3 separate regions of the Mus musculus genome follow, and regions 1 and 3 are each linked to region 2. The links are chromatin contacts, found by Hi-C or POLR2A ChIA-PET in ENCODE. All regions are on one chromosome and are shown on one strand. The core of a region is the stretch at or near the end of the contact, and the rest is flanking DNA. Distances in the headings are between cores, read along the strand shown.

Region 1 (3,672 bases), core at 401-2,900, 40 kb after region 2:
TCTGACTTTTACCCAAGTGCCATAGTGCATGTCCTTAGAGACAGACAGATGCACAGATATAATAGAATTTGTTTTTAATGAAAGCAAGCCTGTTCTTTTGTGTTTGTGTGTGGTGTGTATGTATGTGCACCTGTGTTTTCAGATGCATGGGCCAGTGTATGAGAATGCAGGGGCCAGAGCAGGACGTCTGGTGTCTTCCTCTCTTGCTCTTGCCCTTTAGGCTAGGCTGGTTAGCCAGTGAGCTTGTCTGGACTTCGCTTGTCTCCAGTCCTCTGCACTGGGGTTGTAGGCATGCTTGGCTATGACTGGCATTTACATTAGTCCCGGGGAATCAAACTCTTCACGTTCTTCATGCTTGCACAGCAAGTGTTCTTACTAAGCCATTTCCTCCAGCTTGAGAAAGATGTTTTCAGTGGAGAAAAAGCGATTAGGGCCGATTTAACAACACACATTGATTTATATGTTCCCTAAGTCACTATGCAGCAAACACTCCACTTGTGTTGATAGTACAGCTACCTTGACACCTTCAGTGACGTAGTTATAAAGCCAGACAGCTGAAGCAACTGTCCAAAATCGTCAAGCTCACGTCTTGCTAAGGCTTGTTTTGCCCCTATCTAGCACAACCTGTACCTCTGCATCTATACTTAGCAATGCACCTGCTAAGCTCCTTCATCCTTCAGGAAATGCCTCTACTTCCCGGAAAAAAAAAAAAAAAAAAAAAAAAAAAAAGATGCAACAAACTGCAACGCAAAATCCCAGCATAGCCAGCTAACTCCAGATTGAACTTTGGCTCCTATTCTAACAGACACCACGGTCAACTTCACAAATGACGTTCTCACACAAATATGGAGAGCACGTGCCATTTGGCTTCTGCTGTGTATATGACGCGTCTATTTGTGTTCTGAGATGGGTCTGTAAAGTGCCCGACAATCAAGCCTGAGGTCCTGGGTTCAGATCTCCAGGACCCTCATAAAGAGTCGAGTGTAGTGGTCGTGCTTGCCTGGAACCCCAGCACTGGGGAGGCAGAGACAGGTGGAATCTCACTGGCTTGTCTGTCCTGCTGACTCTGAGGACGAGAATAACCGTGGATGATACCCAGCGTCACTCTTGGCTTGCCACACCTGCTCAGGTGCACCTGTGTACACACACAGACATGTATGCCATACACAGGTATTCTTTTATGCATGCCTACTTTTTATTTTATTTTATTTTATTTTATTTTATTTTATTTTTTGGAAGTTCCTTACTACGCTAAGATTAAACCTCATTAAAGCGTTTGGAGGTAAACAACAACAAAAACTGCTTCTCACCAAAGCCTCCCTTTCCTTCTGCCAAGCAACAGTCACTTAACAGACCGGACCGGGAGTGAATAGGAAACGCTATACTCCAGATACTGTAATGAATAACCTCTGAGGGCCTGAACGCCTCTCTGTTCCCACAGACTGCTATCCAAAGAGCGCCGCTCCAACTCGGAAGGGAAGGATTTGCCCCGGCTTGGAAGGAAGTAGAATAAATAGAAACATAAGTGGCAAGGTCACCTTTAATATCATACGAACAGCTTCTCAACAAGCCTCACAATTGCTTTGTTTCTTCCTGCTCCTGTGCTATAAACAGGCAGAGTGCAGGCAAACTCTTAGAACACACACAGCGAGCAGAGGAAGCTCCCAGAGTCCCGAGGAAGGGGGAGGCGGCGGGCTCCCGGGACCACGAGGCATGCCAGGGTTAACAATTGTGTTAATGCTGCGGTGGCCAGAAGGGAAAACTGCTTGTTTTGAAAGGAAGGAGTTATATTGTCTTAAATTCCTGTGTATAAAATATAGGACAAACAAACTCCAGTGGGAATCTTCTATTGGGCTCTGTGGGATACTGTCTTCCCACTCGGCTTGTCTCTACTCCAGGTATCACACAGCGCTGATATGAAAGCGAGTCTTGAAAAGCCATCCTTAGGACCTGTTCAGTTGGGATGATAAACACCGGGTGGGCTCAGCACCGGGTTCCTCTGCAGAGGTCTTTCTCTCTTCACGGTCCTTCTTTCCTTCCTTTTGTTCTCTCTGTCTCTTCTTCTTTTCTTCCTCCCTGTCCCCCATTCCTTTCTGATTTTCACTCCTCCCTCTTTCTCTTTTGACAGACAGGCTCTCTAGCTAAGACTGGCCTCAAATTCAATATGCAGCAGAAGAAGACCTTGAATGTCCCTGCCTCTACTTCCCAAGCGGGAAGTTGAATTACAGACCCATACAACTTGCAGCTTGTTGGGTGCTGGAAATGGGACCAGGATCTAGTGCTTGTTAGATAACCATGCTCTCCTAACTGAGCTATAGCTCACCCCACCTCCACCTTTCTCTCTCCTTCTTTTGCTCATGTTCATTCCTCTTTTGTCTCCTATCTCTCTGCAGGCTGTCCTTTCCCTTTAAACGTCTCCTGGTTGAGGGGAAGCAAAGACTAGCTAGGTATGCAAAAGACCCCCAAACCATAAAATTATTGTTTTCATTGCTACTTCATAACTGTGGTGAATTGTAATGTAAATACTGATATGCAGGATATTTGATCTGTGACCCTCAATGGGGTTGAGACCCACAGGTTGAGAACCAACACTCTAAGAAGTCTGGATGCCAAACAGATATCCAGTAGGTCAGGGATTTCAGTGCTGTGGCTTTCAGGGATTCTTAGAGAATCCAGTATCTCTCTCATCTTGGAACACTGTAATGAAAACTGCACTTGCATTACTGTAAGAAGAAGAGGTGCAGAATTTGGACTGGGCTTTCAGTCCAAGAGAGATGACTTCGTACCTCTGGGATGCAGGCTATCAGGCATGTGTACTAGGCGACGTTGAACTGGATGCTGTGAATTGCTACTTGTCACTCCGTATCGTCTCTATGCTCAGCAAAGGCATTAGGTCCTCATTGTGTATTTGGTTCTATGTGCTGTGCTAGAGACTGAACCCAGGGCCTTAGACATGCCAGGAAATGCTCTACCATCAAGCTATAATCCCAGCTCCCTGAAACCTATTTATTTATTTATTTATTTATTTATTTATTTATTTACTTACTTACTTATTTATTTTTGTGACAGGGTCGAATGTATCCCAGGCTGGCCTCAACTTCTCTGTATAGCCAAGGATGACATTGTATCTTATTTATTTTACTGTTAATGTATGTGGGAGACGATCTTTCTACCTCATTAAGGTAGTCTCTCTCTCTCTCTCTCTCTCTCCTCTTTCTCTCTCAAGACTTGTTTATTTTTATTTCATGTGTATGAAGGTTTTGTCTGCATCTATGTATTTATATCATGTGAGGAGGCCAGAACTGGGCATTGGATCCCCTGGAACTGGAGTTACAGATCATTGTGAGCTGCTATGTGGGTACTAGAAACTGAACCCAGGTGCTCTGCAAGATCTGCAACTGGTCTTAACCTCTGAGCCATCCTTCCAGCCCCAGGGACTCTGTTTTTGTCACACTTTGTACTCCAGGATAGTTTGTCCTTCAACTTCTGGGTTAATCTACCCCTGCCTCTCACTATGGAATACAGGAATTGCACAGGTACACCACCACATTGGAATTTGTCCTTGAGTTCTTGATCCTCCTGTTTCTCCCTCCTAAACTCTGGAATTACAGATATGTGCCACCACCCCTGGTTTCTATGTGGTGCTCGGTATGGAAGCCAGGGCTTTGTGCA
Region 2 (3,600 bases), core at 453-2,952:
TCTACTTCAAAGAAGAGATATAAATTTGCCCTGTGAAGGGAGTAAGATGAAGTCCTACAGTTTTATTAACTTCCTATCACAGGAAGAGGTGTTCAAAGAGAACCAACGCTTTGGGTAAGGTTTCTGAGCACCAGATGTTCACTTGTTAGAAATCGGAGCTGTTTGATACACGCTAACTACAACTTTCCTTTTGTAAAACACGACCAGAAAATTCACCTGCCTCCTATTTCTACAACTAATAACAGGTTACATAGTTTGAGAATGGCAATATTATCAAATTTCATGGAGTAAGTTAGGAAGAGGAGCTGAAGTTCAGGCTATAAACTACACTTATTAAACAGTTACGTAGTCTTTCATTTTATCTTACCTTACCTCTACAATGTTCTTAAGTTCCTTCCATTTATTTATAGAACTCTATTATAATGTCTACCATATACTGTATCTTATACCTATACTACTTACAATGGTGTGTTGATAATTTATACAATTAGACACACTAACACACAAAAATAATTTCCTTAAATTTTTTTTTAACAAGGTAGTTTTGAAAGATGTCTGAAACAGTTTCTGTTCTTCTACATTCTCTTGTTGAAATTGTTTCTTCAATATGAGAGAACTGTCACATAATGGTATGTGCCATAAATAGGTGGTGCATTTGAACCAAAGGGGGGTGAAAATAAGAAAAAAAAGTGTTATTGTTTCTATTTAGTACTCACATTTCAGCAGAACTAAATAGTAACTTATTATTCTGAGTTATGATGTAGTTAGCAAATGCTGAATTCCTCCACCAAAAAATTAGGAGCCAGGAAAAGATTAAGACTTAAGTATTACTACAAACACCTAACTTAGAGGATTTCAAACCTTGACTTCTGCAAAGTGCTATGGATCACTGAGGGTTATCTCTGGGAATTGCACTACCCTACCTCACAGAGTCACTGAGAAAGGAAACCAAGATAACACGTGTTGGCAGCTGTCACAAGGAAAAGTCATTAAATACACTGGCAGCTCGTGCTGCAAAGGGCTGTCTTTACTGGCCAGAACATTATGAGGGCTGAGGGTATCGATTAGTGGTGCTTTATCAGAAATGTCCGGGGACTGGGCTGGTGTGTTCCGTGCAGGACGTGCTAACCTAGGAAGGCTCGAGTGAACCTCGCCGCAGCTACTTCCGGTTCCGCGAGCGCCCACGTTTGCCTGTCCCCCCACCCCCAGGAACACGGTTCTTCCAGGCCACGGTCCCAAGAGTTAACAGTCCCGAGTAGTTGAGGCCGCGAGCCCAGGCACGGCCCCTGGGGTCCTCGGGAGCACTGGCCTGCGACGCGACACCCCACGCCGCGGCCTGCGAGTAAAGCGCTGACGGGAGCTACGGAAGCGGCGCCCGGATCGCCCCACTCCCTCCCTCAGCGCACTCCCCGACCCGGGGGGAAAGGAGGAAACCCACTTCCGCCGCGTCCACGATCTCCCGCGGCTTCTCCTGACCCTTACGGCTGGCGTTGGTGCTGGGCATCAGGACACTGGATTTGGGGAGTGGATACCACCCTCCCTCGCAGGCTTCCGTAGGACAGGCTAAGAAGCGGCTCCCTCCCGCACAGTCTCGCCCTCCCAGCCCGGGTTCTAAGCCCCCAGTCTCCGCGTGGAACCTTGGCTTCGGAAATATCGCGAGAGCCACAGCGAGCTCTCGCGCGCCGCCGCCAGCTCCTCCCTCTGCCCCGCCCACGGGAGTCATGGGGCGTGGCCCAGAAGTGGGTGTGGTCTCGCAGGATAGGCTCCGAGGAATCTTCCCTGCAGAGCCTCTTGACATACCTACCCTCTTGGTCTAACTTCATTCCAGTTAATTGTCTTCCCCTTGCTCCCAGAGTCCCTCTTTTTAAATTTAATTCTAATTATTTTAAAGACAGGGTCTGTGTAATGCTGTCTGGCCTGGAACTCACGAGGATCCTCCTGCCTCTGCTCCCTGAGTGCTGGGATTAAGAGTGTGAAACACCACGAGCTTGCTTACTTGTATATTTAGAGACAGGGAGTTGGGGGTGGGGTGAGTATCATTGTTTCACCCTCCCTGGCAGACAGCTTGTCTCGCGTCCTGCCAGCTGGGATCTCCGCTTTTGGAATTGATGCCTTCACTGCCCTGTGGAAGCCTGTCTCTTGGGTCAGAGGAGGTCTCTGGGCAACCTGCTCTGTGTGGGAAGGCAGGATGCTGTGTTAGAGGTAGGCAGGTAGGCTCCTAAGGCAGGATGGAGTACTGTTTTAAAAGCAATAGCCTACAGGTTTTCCTTGACTTGTTGTGTTGTGAAAGGCAATGCATAGTATAGTGTTGGTTGTCTAATGGGTGAATCTTCCCTAAATTAGACTTTTGAAAAATGCTGTCGTTTTTATTGAATGTGGGCTTTGGTAATTCGGGCCTGCAGTTAACAGCACTCAGGAAGCAGAGGCCAGCCTTGTTTGCGTAGTGAGACTCTATCTTAAAACAACAACCAAGAAGGAAAAGTTTGTTGGGATGAAATTTGAAGACTTGATTACATACTACTTCCGGTGCTGGACACAAGCTTTAGCCGTCTTTGTCACATTTTAGCTGTCTGTAGTGTCTTATCTTGACATAAAATGTCATGGTCAATACTTGTTAACAGGATACAATTGGACCCTCCTCCCCAACCCTACCTTATCCCCTCAAATGAAAGCTCTCTGGGAATAACTTTACTTAGATCTGGAATCCAGGTAAGATTTTACTTAGATCTGGAATCCAGGTAAGATAGATATGGTGGCTCCAGAAGTGTAGTTTACTATGTAGTTATAGGTGGGGGAAAATATGGTTCAATTAACTCATCAGTGGTTATAAATATGTGCTTTGTGCTAAGCGTTATATAAACCATTGGCAATAAAATGATTACTGATGGTTCTGGCCAGGATCCTGAGCTGATCTTTCTACTTGACGCAGGCTGACTGCCGAGAAGAGACACATCTTAATCTGCTACTGTTTGCTCAAAACAGAAGAATGTATTCATTCCTTAGGGAATGATAGTGAATACTTATGGTCAATAGCACATTCCATTATAGTCAAGGGATTCCAATGCAGAAAGCATCTGAATTGGCTCCATTTCTAAAAGAAGTATTTATTCTCTTAGCCTTAGTACTAATGTATGCCCTGATCGACAGAAGGCAACATATAAATTCTATTGTCATTTGGTAGGGTGGAATTGTCATATTTCAGTGTGTCCACAAGACTCCTTTTGTTTGTTTGTTTCTTGTTGTTTTCCTGCATATGTCTTACTGTGCTCCTTTGCTTTGATAGAATATTCTTATTTAGGTCATAACTTTGGAGTAACGATGTAAATATGTGTAAGAAATATCAACTATGACTTTTTCTATCGAATACTGTAAAACTTGTGTTTAAAACCAGGAATTCAAATCTGTTTATCTCCCTTTCCTTACAAGACTTATGAAAATGCTTTAGTTCCCTACCCAGTAAAACCTTTGTTTACACAAAGGCTCCATGCTCTAGACTAGGAATTCAATGGCCTGGAACAGTGACCCTTTTCTCCTTGGAGCAGTGACCCCTTCCTGCTTCTTCCATTTCCTGTGCACCAGTTCTTTGCAGACTAGCCAACT
Region 3 (4,000 bases), core at 1,136-3,635, 58 kb before region 2:
AGATGGAAAGTTGGAAGTTCAAGGACTGACTGGGCAACTTAAAAGGGACCTTCTCTCAAAACTAAAAAAGTCAAAAAAGGCCCAGGGAGCTGGGTGCAGTGGTGCACGCCTTTATCCCAGCAGAGAATGATTCTGTGAATCCAGACAGCTATGGCAACACAGTAAGTTCTATCAAATAAAGAAACAAAGGGGATAGATGCTGGAGACACAGACTCAGGGGCGGAATGCTTGTCTACCATGTGTAAGGCTCTGTCTGGGTTCCTTCCCTAACATTATTAAGAAAACAAGCAAGCAGCAAAAAATAGATAGCTGAGCCACCCGTGGTGACTCATGGAAAATGAAACTAACAGAAAATTTAGACATAGCTGGGTGGCGACAGTGCACACCTTTAGCCCCAGTGCTTGGGAGGCAGAGTTAAGCACATGTCTGAGTTGAAGGGGCTACACAAAGAAACCCTGTCTCAAAATAAAAACAAACAAAAAAGAAATATTTAGACTCTTCTGCAAGCAAAAGCAAAGCTGCTCTGTGAATGGAAGTTGATTATTTTAAAAACTAAGTCCTGTTTATGCTTAGCTCCAGCTCTTAGCTACCAAGAAAAGGCCCTTGGCATCTGGAAAATAGCAGGCCTGCTGGGATCACAGGCAAAGAAGTAGCTACTGCTTGTTGCCTGAATGGTCTAAAGTAGTGGTTCTCGACCTTAACGCTGAGACCCTTTAATACAGTTCCTCATGTGTGATGACCCCAACCATAAAACCATCTCATTGCTACTTCATAACTAATTTTGCTGTTATGGACCATACTGTGCATATGGATCTGGTATGTGCCCCAAGGGATCCTGATCTACATGTTGAGAACTGCTGGTTTACACAGACTTTAATCAAAAGGAGACTTGGGTTTTGAAGGACAAGCAGCTGTACCGACTGCCAAAAACATTACAAAGGTTGGAACATAGAATTTAAATTCCAGAGGGTTATTTTTGTTTGTTTTGTTTTTCAGCACCAGACTTTCTATGTAGCCCTGAGCTCTGTCCTGGAACTCACTTTGTAGACCAGGCTGGCCTTGAACTCATAGGATCCGTCTACCGCTGGCTTGTGCCCAACACTGGCCTGCTTACAGTTTTAAGTATAGCAGAACTTCAAAAGATAGCTGTAGAGCCAAAAGGACGACTAGATCAGCAATATGTGGTAACCAGTATACGCGTGCCATGTCATTTTATTCTGCCTTAAAAGGCAAACCCTTGATTACAATAAGCTGCATGTCTAGCAAAATTAGCCACACACACTTATCGGAGGCACCTATAGTGATCCAGTTCAATGTTAGAAGTGTGGCAGGTGTCAGGAGGCTAGGAGAGTTAGAGAGGCTCTAACTATTTAGTAGGTAGAGTTGGAAGAGTTTCAAACAGGGATCATTGTACAAGTTGAATGCACCTCAAGATGCTTGTTGTACACTCCCAAAAGGTCAAAACTCTTAAGTTTTTGTTATATACTGACATAATCTTTAAAAAGAAAAAGAAAAGAATTGTTTACTATTGGAGGCGGAAGAGTAAGGAGCACACTGGTATGTGGTTGCTGCTAGGTGCTAGAAGCGGAGGGAGGGATGGGAAGGAGGCAGCTAGATGTCTAGAACAATTCTTTCATTATATAGGGCAGAACTCATTTCACTGAACAGTCATCAAGCCATAGATTCCTGTTAGAACGAGCTGGCCCAGGTTTGCTTGCATTGCAAGCTCCTGGTTCTGGGCTGTGTGCCCAACCCTACTCAAGAGGTAACGCCCCCCCCCCCCCCCCCCACCTCCCAAAAAACCAAACTCTGGCCTCACTGGGTTGCGACGTGAGTCCTGCTGGGATTCATTCCCAGCATCGCCCCAACTAGTCATGGCGGTGCACATCTGTCATTCCAGCACAAGCTAAGCGGAGGCTGGAGGATTACAAGTTCAAAATCATCTTTGGCTACACAGCGAGTTCGAAACCCTGTTTTAGAAACGTAATGAAAAAGCAGCACAGTATGACACAAGGGAGCGCTGCGGTGAAGAAAGGAGTCGAGGAGGCTTCGGATTCCCGCCGGGCCGGGGCCCATCCCTTCCGGAGCACACATGGCCCCGGTCTCCGCCCGGCCCGCGAGCCCCCGGAGGCCACTCACTCTTCCAGGAAGTCTAGGAACAGCTTCTGGCATTTCTCGGCCACCTCGTCGCGCACCTCCGGGTGCTGGCTTCCGGCGCCGGGCTCCGCGGCCGCTGCGAGGTCCATGGCGGCGCCGAGAGTACGCGCTGCTGAGGGAAGACCACCGCGGAGGAGAGTCCGCAGCTGCAGATAGCCCGGCCGCAGGTTCCACGCGTAGCTCCTTCCGCGCTGCCACTTCGCGCGCGCCTCCGGCTAGCCCCGCCCTCTCACCTCAGCCAATAACAGGGTAGGAGCTGAGCTACTTCGCGCCAAACCCGTCCAATCAATGGCGGTTCCGTACAGAGCCCCGCCCACCGCACGCACTTTTCGCGCCAAAAGCATACGCCATGAAGCTTTTGCCCATGCGCAATGTAGTCGCACCCACCCTCTGGTTGTTTTGGCTTGAGGAGCTAACCCCTCCCTCTCTCCCTTTACCCCCAGAGTTTATGTATAGACTTTTTTGGGTTTTTTTGTTTTGTTTTTGGTCACTCAGGGTTAAACCTACTGTGAATTGTGCATCTGGAGGAAGTAAGGTATGAGCAAACCAAACTACAGGAGAGAGCCCCTTAAAAGTCAGGTGGAGGACAGGAGCAAAGGCTTAGAGAGTAACTCATTCCGCAGCGGACCCAAGCTTGTTTCTTAGCAGCTACATGAGACAGTCACCACCTTTAACTCCAGCTTAGCGACTTTGATACCCTCTTCTGACTTCTAAGAACACATGTGCATACACATACACTTAAAAAGACAGAGATAGATATATTCTGACAATCTGCATACCATTTGACTTTCTTTTCTTTTTTAAACTGAGAGGGTCTCACATAGCCCAGGCTGGCCTTGAATTCTGGGTTCACGTGGTGCTGGGACTGAACCTAAAGCCTTCTGAGTGTAGAACAAGGACTACCTTGCTAGTAAATGATCCACATTGCCAGTCCCTCCTCGACTTTGATAGCTTAGTGCTGATAACTTGTTTCACCACCAGCACTTTTATCCTGGGCTTCCAGGACACAGTAAACCTGGACCAGAATAAATAAGTCACTTTTTCGAGGCTTACTGGATGTTAAAAATTTAATGCCAGGCAGAGTATATAAAATTAATACTTTTATAATCTATTAGGAAATATACTATAGAGATCTGCAATTGAAGGTGTTGAAGACTTGAAGCCTCAAATCCCTCCCTCCTTTGCCAACTCCAAATGTAGCCTTCACTGAGTGAGAATCCTGGGGCTTTCTAGAGAAACAAAACTGATAAAGACACACACACAGGATTTACTAAGTTTAGCATACAGGCTGTTGTCTGGCTAGCTCAACAGTGGCTGTCTTCCAATAAAAACGCCAAGCAGATGGTGGTTCAGCCCACAAGGCTGGATGTCTTAGCAGGTTTTCATTAAATGTTGGGAGTCCTGAAGAAACAGGTTCTAATACATTAATTGCTGCCTCAGCAGCAGGATGATAGATGGACTTGCCAGTGAGAGTGAGGACAGGCAGGCAAACGCACAAAAGGCTTCCTTCTGTGTCATTTTAGGTATGCTGTCACCAGGTGTGGCCCAGATATTGGATGGGCCTTTTTATTTTTAGAGAGAGTATTTCTTTTCTTTTTCTTTTTTTCTTTTTTTTTTTGTTTTTTTGTTTTTTTCGAGACAGGGTTTCTCTGTGTAGCCCTGGCTGTCCTCGAACTCAGAAATCTGCCTGCCTCTGCCTCCCGAGTGCTGGGATTAAAGGCGTGCGCCAGTATTTCTATGTGTAGTAATCCTGGCTTCCTGGAACCTGATTTGTAGACCAGGCTGGCCTTGAAGTCAAGAGATCCAGCTGCCCTTGCCTTCCAAAAACCACTCCGGGGCTTTT

What was found. A loop is a pair of places that touch in the nucleus more often than their neighbours do. ChIA-PET counts read pairs that join two places held with the same protein, here RNA polymerase II (POLR2A).
Region 1: a loop to region 2 is called in a map of heart, with 6 times the contacts of the local background. The contact joins the enhancer-like site here to the promoter of Dars in region 2. A Hi-C loop is called at or near these places in 3 of 37 maps with a recorded cell type or tissue (gastrocnemius and heart). POLR2A ChIA-PET finds 5 or more read pairs at or near these places in 2 of 5 experiments (both embryonic stem cell).
Region 3: POLR2A ChIA-PET joins it to region 2 with 77 read pairs in embryonic stem cell. The contact joins the promoter of Mcm6 here to the promoter of Dars in region 2. POLR2A ChIA-PET finds 5 or more read pairs at or near these places in 5 of 5 experiments (Patski and embryonic stem cell).

Annotation. Positions count from the first base shown.
Region 1 is chr1:128,455,613-128,459,284 of GRCm38, forward strand. No RefSeq gene overlaps it. Among named protein-coding and RNA genes, the nearest start is that of Gm23902, 33 kb to the right of the region's middle. Within about 2 kb of position 1,651, at least 2 of the 3 ENCODE cell types and tissues checked have a DNase peak (open chromatin) inside an H3K27ac peak, as active enhancers do; they include gastrocnemius and heart, where a contact is called at or near this core.
Region 2 is chr1:128,415,714-128,419,313 of GRCm38, forward strand. Dars (aspartyl-tRNA synthetase) reads right to left here and starts at 1,703. Exons shown (of 16, transcript NM_177445.5): 1 at 1,439-1,703. The coding sequence starts at 1,504.
Region 3 is chr1:128,357,320-128,361,319 of GRCm38, forward strand. It overlaps Mcm6 (minichromosome maintenance complex component 6), which reads right to left and starts at 2,386. Exons shown (of 17, transcript NM_008567.2): 1 at 2,140-2,386. The coding sequence starts at 2,246.